Linked DNA regions of Mus musculus: region 1 is linked to region 2. A link is a loop called in an ENCODE intact Hi-C map of the cell type or tissue named here. Cell type or tissue: gastrocnemius. All regions are shown on one strand. Each heading gives the region's core, and the rest is flanking DNA. Links, peaks and the distances in the headings are about the cores only.

Evidence for each region. A loop is a pair of places that touch in the nucleus more often than their neighbours do. Peaks named below come from ENCODE experiments on the same cell type or tissue, not always from the same donor. Only the 100,000 strongest peaks of a DNase experiment are listed, where the experiment ranks them.
Region 1: a loop joins it to region 2, with 7 times the contacts of the local background. A loop is called at or near these places in 22 of 42 quality-filtered maps.

Annotation. Positions count from the first base shown.
Region 1 is chr1:177,798,910-177,804,081 of GRCm38, forward strand. No RefSeq gene overlaps it. Among named protein-coding and RNA genes, the nearest start is that of Adss, 5.0 kb to the left of the region's middle. In gastrocnemius, for the core only: no CTCF peak of the experiment used is centred there; no DNase peak of the experiment used is centred there.
Region 2 is chr1:177,980,451-177,985,622 of GRCm38, forward strand. It overlaps a transcript of Catspere2 not described here. Among named protein-coding and RNA genes, the nearest start is that of Catspere2, 8.4 kb to the right of the region's middle. In gastrocnemius, for the core only: a CTCF peak has its summit at 2,659; DNase peaks (open chromatin) are centred at 2,858, 3,218 and 3,948; H3K4me3 peaks cover 1,706 bases; H3K27ac peaks cover 1,264 bases.

The sequences.
Region 1 (5,172 bases), core at 528-4,527, 180 kb before region 2:
CATAGCCACGTGGAGAGAGGAGGGGGAGGGAATTGGAGAGAAGGGGCACAAGGGACAAGAGAGAAGCAAGAGAGCAAAAGGGTAAGAGAGAGAGAAGGGGCCAAGCAGCCCCTTTTATACTGGGCCAAGCCTACCTGGCTGCTGCCAAGAACTATGAGGTGGAGTTTAGACAGAATATCAACACCCCTGCCCACCTACTCTGTGATGGTTTGTATATGCTGGGCCCTGGGAGTGGTCTGTTCACAGCAGTAAAACCCAAACTAAGACAGAGGTTGCTACCAGGAGTCAGGTATTATTGTGATAGGCCTGACCATGCTTTTGTTTGGAAGAATGTGGATTTTGGGACTTAGGATTTGGAAAGCAGTGGGATGCTTTAAATGGAGCTTAATGGAACATCCTAGTAGGAATATGGAAGATTTTGTTACTGAGAATGAATTGAATTGTGCAGACCTGGCCCAAGAGGTTTCAGTAAGAATTTCAATATGTGGACTAGAGACTGTTTTGTGGTATTTTGGTCAAGAATGTGGCTACTTTTTGCCTTTGTCTGAAGGATCTGCCTGAGGCTAAAGTGAAGAATCTCAGATTCATTGCATTCAGATAAAGGAAGTCTCAGAAACTCCCATCATAGACTTTGTTATCTGGTTAAGTCTCATGAAGAGCATTTTAAACAAACATATCAAGATGAGAAATGAAAAATAGAAAATATATGGTTTGAATTTTAAAGGGGCTCCAGGAAGTGAAGTGGAACTGAAACCTGTGTTCAAGGATATTGAACTGAATTAAGGGAGGAGTAACCTTAGGGCAACCAGCCCTTCTCCCCCCCCCCCCCCCCATTAAGTTTAGGATCAGGCATGTTAGTACAAACCTCTAATCCCAGGAGGCAAAGGGAAGCAAATCTTTGAGTTTAAGGCCAGCCTAGAACAGAACAAGTTCTAGAAGAAGAAAAACTTAAATCCAGACTTGGTGAAACATATCATTAATCCCAGTGCTTAGGAGACAGGCATGCAGATCTCTGAGTTCAAAGTCAGTCTACAGAGCAAGTTCCAGGACAGGCAAGCTTAGGCAATGAAGAATGGAATAGAACAAGGAGGCTGTCTTAGTCAGGGTTTCTATTCCTGCACAAACATCATGATCAAGAAGCAAGTTGGGGGAAGAAAGGGTTTATTCAACTTATACTTTCCACATTGCTGTTGGTCACTAAAGGAAGTCAGGACTGGAACTCAAGCAGGTCAAGAAACAGGAGCTGATGTAGAGGCCATGGAGGGATGTTACTTACTGGCTTGCTTCCTCTGGCTTGCTCAGCTTGCTCTCTTATAGAACCCAAGACTACCAGCCCAGAGGTGGTACCACTCACAAGGGGCCCTCCCACCTTTATCACTAATTGAGAAAATGCCTTACAGCTGAATCTCATGGAGGCATTTCCTCACCTGAAGCTCCTTTCTCTGTGATAACTCCAGCTTGTGTGAAGTTGACACAAAACCAGCCAGTAAAGGGGCCATGTTCCAGTTCCTACAAGTGGCAGAACTCAGCAGCTTCAGCCATGTGGCTCTGGCTTTAGAGTGAAAAGTAGAAGAGACTACTGGGACAATTGATGCTGGTTAAATGGGAGCTAAGAAATTAACTGTGATTTAGAAGAGACCAGTATCAATGGGATAGAGGCTCTTTCCTACTTTCTCTTCTTTTAGATTCAGTATATCTGGTTTTATGTGGAGGTCCTTGATCCATTTGGACTGGAGCTTTGTACAAGAAGATAAGAATGGATCAATTTGCATTCTTCTACATGCCAACCACCACCTGAACCAGGACAATTTGTTGAAACTGCTGTCTATTTTCCACTGGATGGTTTTAGCTTCTTTGTCACAGATAAGGTGACCATAAGTATATGGGTTTATTTCTAGGCCTTCAGTTCTATTCCATTGGTCTGTCTGTCTCTGTACCAATACAATGTGGATTTTATCACTATTACTCTATAGTACAGTTTGAGGTCAGGGATGGTGATTCCCCAAGAAGTTCTCATATTGTTGAGAGTAGTTTTTGATATCTTGGTTTTTTTGGTTATTCTAGATAAATTTGAGAATCGATCTTTCTATCTTTGTGAAGACTTGAGTTGGAATTTTGATGGGAATTCCATTGAATCTGTAGATTGCTTTTGGTAAGATGGCCATTTTTACTATTTTAATCCTGCAGACTAATGACCATGTGAGATCTTTCCATCACAGGGGAAATTTTCCTGAACAGAACACTAGTGGCTCAAGTTCTAAGATCAACTATTGACAAATGGGATCTCATAAAATTGAAAAGCTTTTGTAAGGCAAAGAACACTGTCAATAAGACAAAACAGCAACCAACAGATTGGGAAAAGATCTTTACCAACCCTACATCTGATAGAGAGCTAATATCCAATATATACAAAGAACTCAAGAAGTTAGACTCCAGAGAACCAAATAACCATATTAAAAACTGGGGTACAGAGCTAAACAAAGAATTTTCAACTGAGGAATCTCAAATGGCTGAGAAGCACCTAAAGAAATGTTCAACATCCTTAGTCATTAGGGAAATGCAAATCAAAACGACCCTGAGATTCCATCTCACACCAGTCAAAATAACTAAGATCAAAAACTCAAATGACAGCAAAAACTGGTGAGGATGCAGAGAAAGAGGAACACTCCTCCATTGCTGGTGGGATTGCAAGCTGGTACAACCACTCTGGAAGACAGTTAGGCAGTTCCTCAGAAAACTGAAAATAGTTCTACCTCAGGACCCAGCTATACCACTACTGGGCATATACCCAAAAGATGCTCCAACATATAAAAAGGACACATGTTCCACCATGCACATAGCAGCCTTATTTAGAATAAGGCTTATTTATAATAAGGCTTATTTATAATAGCCAGAAGCTGGAAACAACCCAGATGTCTCTCAACAGAGGAGTGGATATAGAAAATGTGGTTCACTTACACAGCTATTAAAAAACAATGACTTCATGAAATTCGCAGGCAAATGGATAGGACTATAAAATATTCTGTGTGAGGTAACCCAGTCACAAAAGAATACACATGGTATGTACTCACTGATAAGTGGATATTAGTCCTAATGCTTTGAATACCCACAATACAACTCACAGACCATATGAAGTTCAAGAAGAAGGAAGATCAAAATGTGAATGCTTCAGTCCTACTTAGAAGGGGAAACAAAATAATCACAGGAGGTAGAGGGAGCAAGGGACCTGGGAGGGAGAGAGGAAGGGAGGGAAAAAAGGGGAGCAGGATCAGGTATGGAAGGAGACAGGGGAGAAATACAGAGGGTCAGGAAATTGAATGGAGGTGTGTAGCAGTGGGAGATGGGGAACTGCCAGTAACCACTAGAAAGTCTCAGATGCCAGGGAAGCAAGAGGTTCCCAGGACACAACGGGGATGACATTAGCCAAAATACCCTACAAAAGGGAGAGAGAACCTGTAGAGACCATATCCAGAGGTTAGGCATGGCTCCCGGTTTAAGAGATAGGACCACCCACCCATCTCAAAATTTTTAACCCAGAATTGTTCCTGTCTAAAGGAAATGCAGTGACAAAGAATGGAGCAGAGACTGAAGGAACAGCCATCCAGAGACTGCTCCACCTAGTTATCCATTCCATCTGCAGACACCAAACCCAGTCACTATTGCTGATGGAAAGAAGCGCTTACTGACAGGAGCCTGGTATAACTGTCCCCTGAGAAGCTCTGCCAGAGCCTGATCAATACAGATGCAGATACCCACAGCCAACCATTGGACTGAGTATGGTAACCTCAATAGAGGAGTTAGGGGAAGGACTGAAGGAGCTGAAGGGGATAGCAACTCCATAGGAGGAACAACAATACCAACTAACCAGATCTCCAGAGCTTCCAGGGACTAAATCACCAACCAAAGAGTACACATGGAGAGACCCATGACTCCAGTTGCCTATGTAGCAGAGAATTGCCTTATCTGGCATCAGTGGGAGGGGAGGCCCTTGGTCCTGTGGAGGATTGGTGCCTTGGTTTGAGGGGATGCTAGGGTGGTGAGGCAGGAGTGGGTGGGTTGAGGAGCAGTATCATAGAGGTGGGGGGGGGGAAGAGGTATGGGATAAGGGGTTTGAAGAGAGGAACAACATTTGAAATGTAAATAAGGGGCTCAGAGGTTAAGAGCACTGACTGCTCTTCCAGAGTTTCTGAGTTCAATTCCCAACAAGCACATGGTGGCTCACAACCATCTGTAATGGGATCTGATGTCCTCTTCTGGTGTGTCTTAAAATAACTACAGTGTGCTCATATGCATAAAGTAAATAAATAAATCTTTAAAAAGAGAAATGTAAATAATTAAAAGAACCAATTTTTAAAAAATAAAGAGACGAGTACTACCGAGGTGAAATCTTCTGGGAAGTGTTTTCCGAGATGATCCTGCTCACCACAATTAAAACATTTGAAATCTTGGGTCATCTCTAGGTGTCTAGTGGCAGCTTCTCTTATTACAGTCATATCAGGTGAGCAAGATACAACATCAGCTGTATACCTAATCCACTTTGATGTTGACCTTGCCCTCAGTGATCTGATTATTTCCTTGCATACAGCATTTGCATTTTCAAAGGCTGAAGACTCAATTATTGCCTTTCTTGCTGCTGAATCTGATACACTCCTTTCCACATCTGAGGCTAGGCTTTTCAAAAAGTCAGGGAAGGTTTCTTTTGGAACTTGCATGACTTGAGTAAACGGTTCAAGTCTCTTCCCTGATTCTGTGACTTTGTCCCAGGCCTTTAAGGCTGACAATTGACACAATGCCAAAGTTTCTTCATCAGCAAAGTGACCTTCACCAAGTAGCTGATCTGTGGAAATCTCTCTACCCCTGGCTCTATTTTGTCATACTATCTCCCTCACCTTATCTCTCCACCACAAGAACCCTTGTAAATGTACGGCAGGTTCTAGGTTCTATTATCCTTTCCAGTTCCTGTCTCCTACCTTTACTTTCATCTTTCTGTTTCTTATTCTGATCTATAATTTCCTCTGTCTTCCATTCTAGTGTTTTCTCTAGTTCACGTTGCCATGTCTTAAATTTCTCTTTTTGCTGTTCATGCTGCTTTCTCACTTCCTGTATCTTGTGTTCTAAACCCTGCTTCCATCTTAGCTTCTTTTTATGTTGTAATTTTGATATTGCAGCCTC
Region 2 (5,172 bases), core at 736-4,735:
TCTGGTGCATCTGAAGTCAGCTGCAGTGTACTTATGTATAGTAAAAAATAAATCTTTGGGTAGGAGTGAACAGGGCCTGAGCTAGCAGGGCTGACATGAGTGAGCAGAGGTCCTAAAACTCAATTTCCAACAACCACATGAAAGCTCACAACCATCTGTACAGCTACAGTGTACTCACATACATAATAAATAAATAAATAAATAAATAAATAAATAAATAAATAAATCTTTTTAAAAAAAGGTAACCAATGGCCTTGGCAATAGTGTAATTTTAGAGGGAGGTTTCTACAGGACCCTTCTGGCCAATAATGAGATGTAATCCATTTTGGCACTGATGGTTTCATTTGCCTAAGACATCTAGTTGGTCCAGTGTCTCTCCCATTTTTGTGGTGACTCTATTTAAATATATATGATGCTTTTACAATAGTACATTTCCATATGGGTTTTTCCAAAGGCTATTAATGTTAGTTGTCCTCCCCATATTGCCTTCTTTAGCATGTCCTCCCATCTCCTCCCCCATTTAATATTTCTTTCCAACTGTATTTTTTTCAATATTTCCTAGTGCTTTAACCCTTAATTTCACATAGCCTATAGTCACCTGCAAAAGAATTCCCAGTTAATGGATTACCTTGACCAAATTAGCTTGTGGGTATTATCTTAAATAATTGATATAAGAGGGCCCAGTCTACCCTGGGTGTCACATTGCCTGGACAGGTTCTCTTGAGTTTTGTAAAAAAGCTAGCAAGCATAAGCCAGTGACTGAGCCAGCAGGCACTGCTCTTCCAAGGTGCTTGCTTTAAGTTCGTTCCCTGTCCTGACTTCCTTCAGTGATAGACTGTGACCCCCTAAACCTGTTCTACCCTAAGCTGCTTTCTGTCAGAGCATGTGTTATCACAGCAACAGAAAAACTGCCCAACAAGTCTCTGGGCTTTAAGTTCTACTGAAACGATTATTTTAGTCAGATTAATGGTTGTGACTCCATTTCATTTATGCAAATGCCTACTCAACATCTCATGAGCCTCTAAAAGGCACTGAAAATATAACATGACCTAACAGTAATTTCATTTCCCTTTCTAACCTGTTTCTTCCTCAAATGTTTGATATATTATGAATAGCATACTATCTACCCAAATGTGTGAAAAATCTAGGACCTATTTTTGAGAGTGTACCCAACAGAAAGAAACTCAAGCAATTTTTATTTTTTTAAAGAGTTATTTACTTTATTTATCTGAGTACATTGTAGCTGTCTTCAGACATACCAGAAGAGGGCATCTGATCCCAAATATAGATGGTTGTTACCCACCATGTGGTTGCTGGGACTTGAACTCAGGACCTCTGGAAGAGCAGCCAGTGCTCTTAACCACTGAGCCATCTCTCCAGCTCTCAAGCAATCTTTTAAGAGACTTATGTACATATTCATGTCGTTCCTTGGCTCAAACCCTACCAACTCTTCATTTAAAATCCAACCTCAGAGTTTGGAGAGATGGCTTGCCCACTAAAAGCACTTGTTGCTCTGCAGAGGATCTCAGTTTGGTTCCCAACACTCAGGTCAAGCAACTTACAGCAGCCTATAACTTCGGTTGCAGAGCATTCCTGCCCTCTGTCCTCTTTGGTCACCTGCACCCCTCGATGTCTTTGTCTCTGTCTCTGTCTTTCTCTCTCTGACTCTCTCTTCCACTCTTTCACACACAGAGACACACAAACACACACACAATTGATAAATCTAAAATGTAAAATAGATATTCAATCTTAGTTAACTGAAAACTCAGGATGTCTTCTGACCAGTTAACTGTCTGTCCACAGATCACCTCTTTGCTCATTATGTTCTAGCCACAGAGAACTTTTATTTTGTTCCTTAAATACAGAAAACATGTCTTATGTCTATGTACTTATGTCTCCTCTAATTGGAATTCTTGGCTTTCTTATTTTTGACTAGCTTTCTGTCATTCAGATTCTAGCTTAAAACTAGTCATTGCCCACACATCCTAAGATAACTCTAAATTATCTCAATTTTTCTACAAAATACTCATTGCTGGAATTTTGTTTGTCTCCCGTGTCTGTTCAGTTGCTGAATTCCCAGGTCTACCATATTACATGGCATACACTAGGAACACAAAATATATTTGTTGAATGGGTGCGCAAACACTGTGTCCTAGGACTGAGCTAATCTATGAGTTGCTACACTCTTCCAACCAGCGCAGGATACTCTCACTAAATGTGAATTCTGTTTTGAGGGTTAACTGAGACTTTCTTACATCCCACTTTTACAAGGGTAACCTTCCTCCATTTATTGCCTCACTTCTTTATTTTCAAAAATTAAAAAAGAAAAAAAGCAGAAGGGCTTTGGAAAACTTAGTCATCACTTCTTCACATTACGTTGTATTCACATCTCACGCTACAAACTCCAAAAACAGCACTGAAAACTAAAAGGCAAATGGAGTCTCTGCTAACCAAGGACTAACAGCGAAGGTTCCCTGGACAAACTCTATGTACTTTTGTCTTTTAATGGCACACAAGCCAGCATGCTGAGGCTGAGACTCATACACTACGCAGTGGTAGAGGAGTTTGACCCTGACCCTATTTTCCAACAGGCTTATAAAGGCAAAATCCACAACCTAGAGGGAGGTTGACATCCCCTGCATGACATCCTGGGAACTGTAGTCTCCCAGGGAGACGTGAGTGCCTACAATATCCTGGTGCATGCTGGGACATGTAGTCAGACTGCTTACACGCCCAATAGGAATCGCGGGTTTCCGCTCTCCTTTCTGGGAACGGTAGTCTTTCTGCGACCTCGAGCCACCAGGGTGAAGAGGCATCCGGCCTGTCGCCATTTTAGGTCTCCAGCTGCAGAGCCTGAGAACCTCAAGACGCAGGCGGGCTCATCCCTGGATCCTGCCCGGCCCCGCCTCCAGGGTGCCTAAAGCCCGCCCCTCGCCCAGGCCCCGCCTTCCCCCACGTGTCTGCGGCCGAGGGGAGGCGCCTGAGCTGGAGCTGCCTCTCCACCTGTCTAGCCGGGTCCTCATACAGGTTCCTGACAGCGTCTCCCGGGAGCGGTCCCGGCTGCCGGATGCTTCCGCCCCGGCTGCGGTGGGCCGGGCTGGACGCTTAGTGCCCGGCTCGAGCCCTGCCTGAGGCGCCCGCGGGGGTGGCAGCGTCTCCGCCCCGCGGAGACCGAGCGGCTGGAGAACGAGGCGGCGGCCGTGGGGAGAAGGATGGGGGCTAACCAGTTAGTGGTGCTCAACGTCTACGACGTGGTGAGTGAGGCACCTGGCGGCCCGCGCCGGCCGGCCCTGTCAGGGGTCGGGACCCCGGCCCGGTGCTTCCTGCCTCGCGCCTCCGCCTCCAGCTTAGTTCTCAGGGGTGGGGGGAGGGGACAGTCGCGCTGTCTTCTAATCCCGAGACTGGCCCGCGCGCCTCCTGGAGGTGTCCCAGTCAGTCCGAAAGAGGGCTTGGGCTCGAGCCTCGTCCCAGCCCTCAGCTCCCCTGGCTGTGGGCCCGACCCCTGGGCGGATGAGCCGTGTCCTATCCGCGAAGCTTCGGTCGCAGGGCGACCTCCCTCCCAACTGCCACCTGGCCTCTAAGCTGCTCAGCTCCCCTCTGCCCTGCTCCTGCTGGCCCTTGTCTGTCTCCAAATGCTCGAGGCTTCCGACAACTCTCAAGCCCTTCAAGTCTAGAAAGTCACAGCTTCGATGCGGATGCTAGCGTCTCCCCAGAGGTGAACCGGAGCCAATACACCCTCACCTCCAAGGCATCCTCATAAAAATGAATGAAGCGAAAATTTATGAAGAAAATAGCGCCGTTGAATTATTTAGCGATCACAGAGGTGATCCTAGAATCCGAAGACCACTTTCCAGGTGATGCAACAGGTGGATGGCGTGACCGCTAGAGAGGGAAGGACAGCCTTGTTTATTAAGTCATCTAACTTTGAAGAACTGCAAACACTCAGGCCAGGGTACTGAAGGTGGAGCAAAGATTAAGTTCCTTTTGCAGAAAGGAATGTCTGAGGAGGGAAGCTTATTGGCTAAACCCTTGGGGCCAACCCATCTAGATACCTCGTTAGCATGGCGAACTCTGTTCTGTGCTGTTCCTGTGGGGTGTCATAGTCATGGGCACCAGGACAGGAACCAGGTGCAGTACATGAGAACACCTGTGGTTCTCAGATAGGAGAAGTACTGGGGTTTGTGAATCCTCTCAACCTTCCCAGTTTTTGTCTGGTGATACGGTTCCGCTTGCCCTACAACACAGATCAGGTTAAGCAAGACAGAAGACTCAATACAAACACCAAGCTCTATATGTTGTCTGAAGATCTTGATAGCATCATATGTGTGGTGATTTGAGTGAAATGACACCCCCTGTTTTGGTCCTTTGAATACTTAGTGTCCCCAGTTGGTGATGTTCTGTGGCAAGATATAGGAGGTATGCTTGAAGAGTTTGAAGACTCAGGCACTTGGAGCATGCCTTCTGCCTACACTTCGAGATATATGCTCGAAATGAAAACTTGAATTTGAAATTTAAAAGTGAAAATTTAAATGTAATATCTAATAATTTGAGGAGGGAAATAGTTGATAGAAATAGGATATGGGTCTTCCTATCAAGAGCTAACATATTTTTTTAATTTTTTAAAAAGGATTTATTATTATATATAAGTATATTATAACTGACTTCTGACATACCAGAAGAAGGCATCAAATCTCATTAAAGGTGGTTATGGACCTTCAGAACTCAGGACCTTCAGAAGAACAGTCAGTGCTCTTACCTGTTGAGTCATCTCACCAGCCCTAAAACCTTTTTTTTTTTTTTTTTTGGTTTTCTGAGACAGGGTTTCTCTATGTATCCCTGGTTCTCCTGGAACTCACTCTGTAGACCAGGCTGGTCTGGAATTCAGAAATCCACCTGCCTCTGCCTCCCAAGTGCTAGGATCAAAGGCATGCACCACCACTGCCAGGCAAGAGCTATTTTTTTTGTTTGTTTGTTTGTTTGTTTTAATGGTTTAAGAACTTTATTATAGAAATGCAGGGAGAAAGAGAGAAGGTAGAAAGGGGGAGGGAGGCTAGAGAAAAGAGTAAGAGGGAGGAGAGGAGAGGACAAAGAGGAAGGAGAGAGGAGAGAAGAAAAAGGAAAGCAGTGTGAGGAGTGAGAGAAGTGAGAGGTGAGAGAACAAAGGAGTGAGAG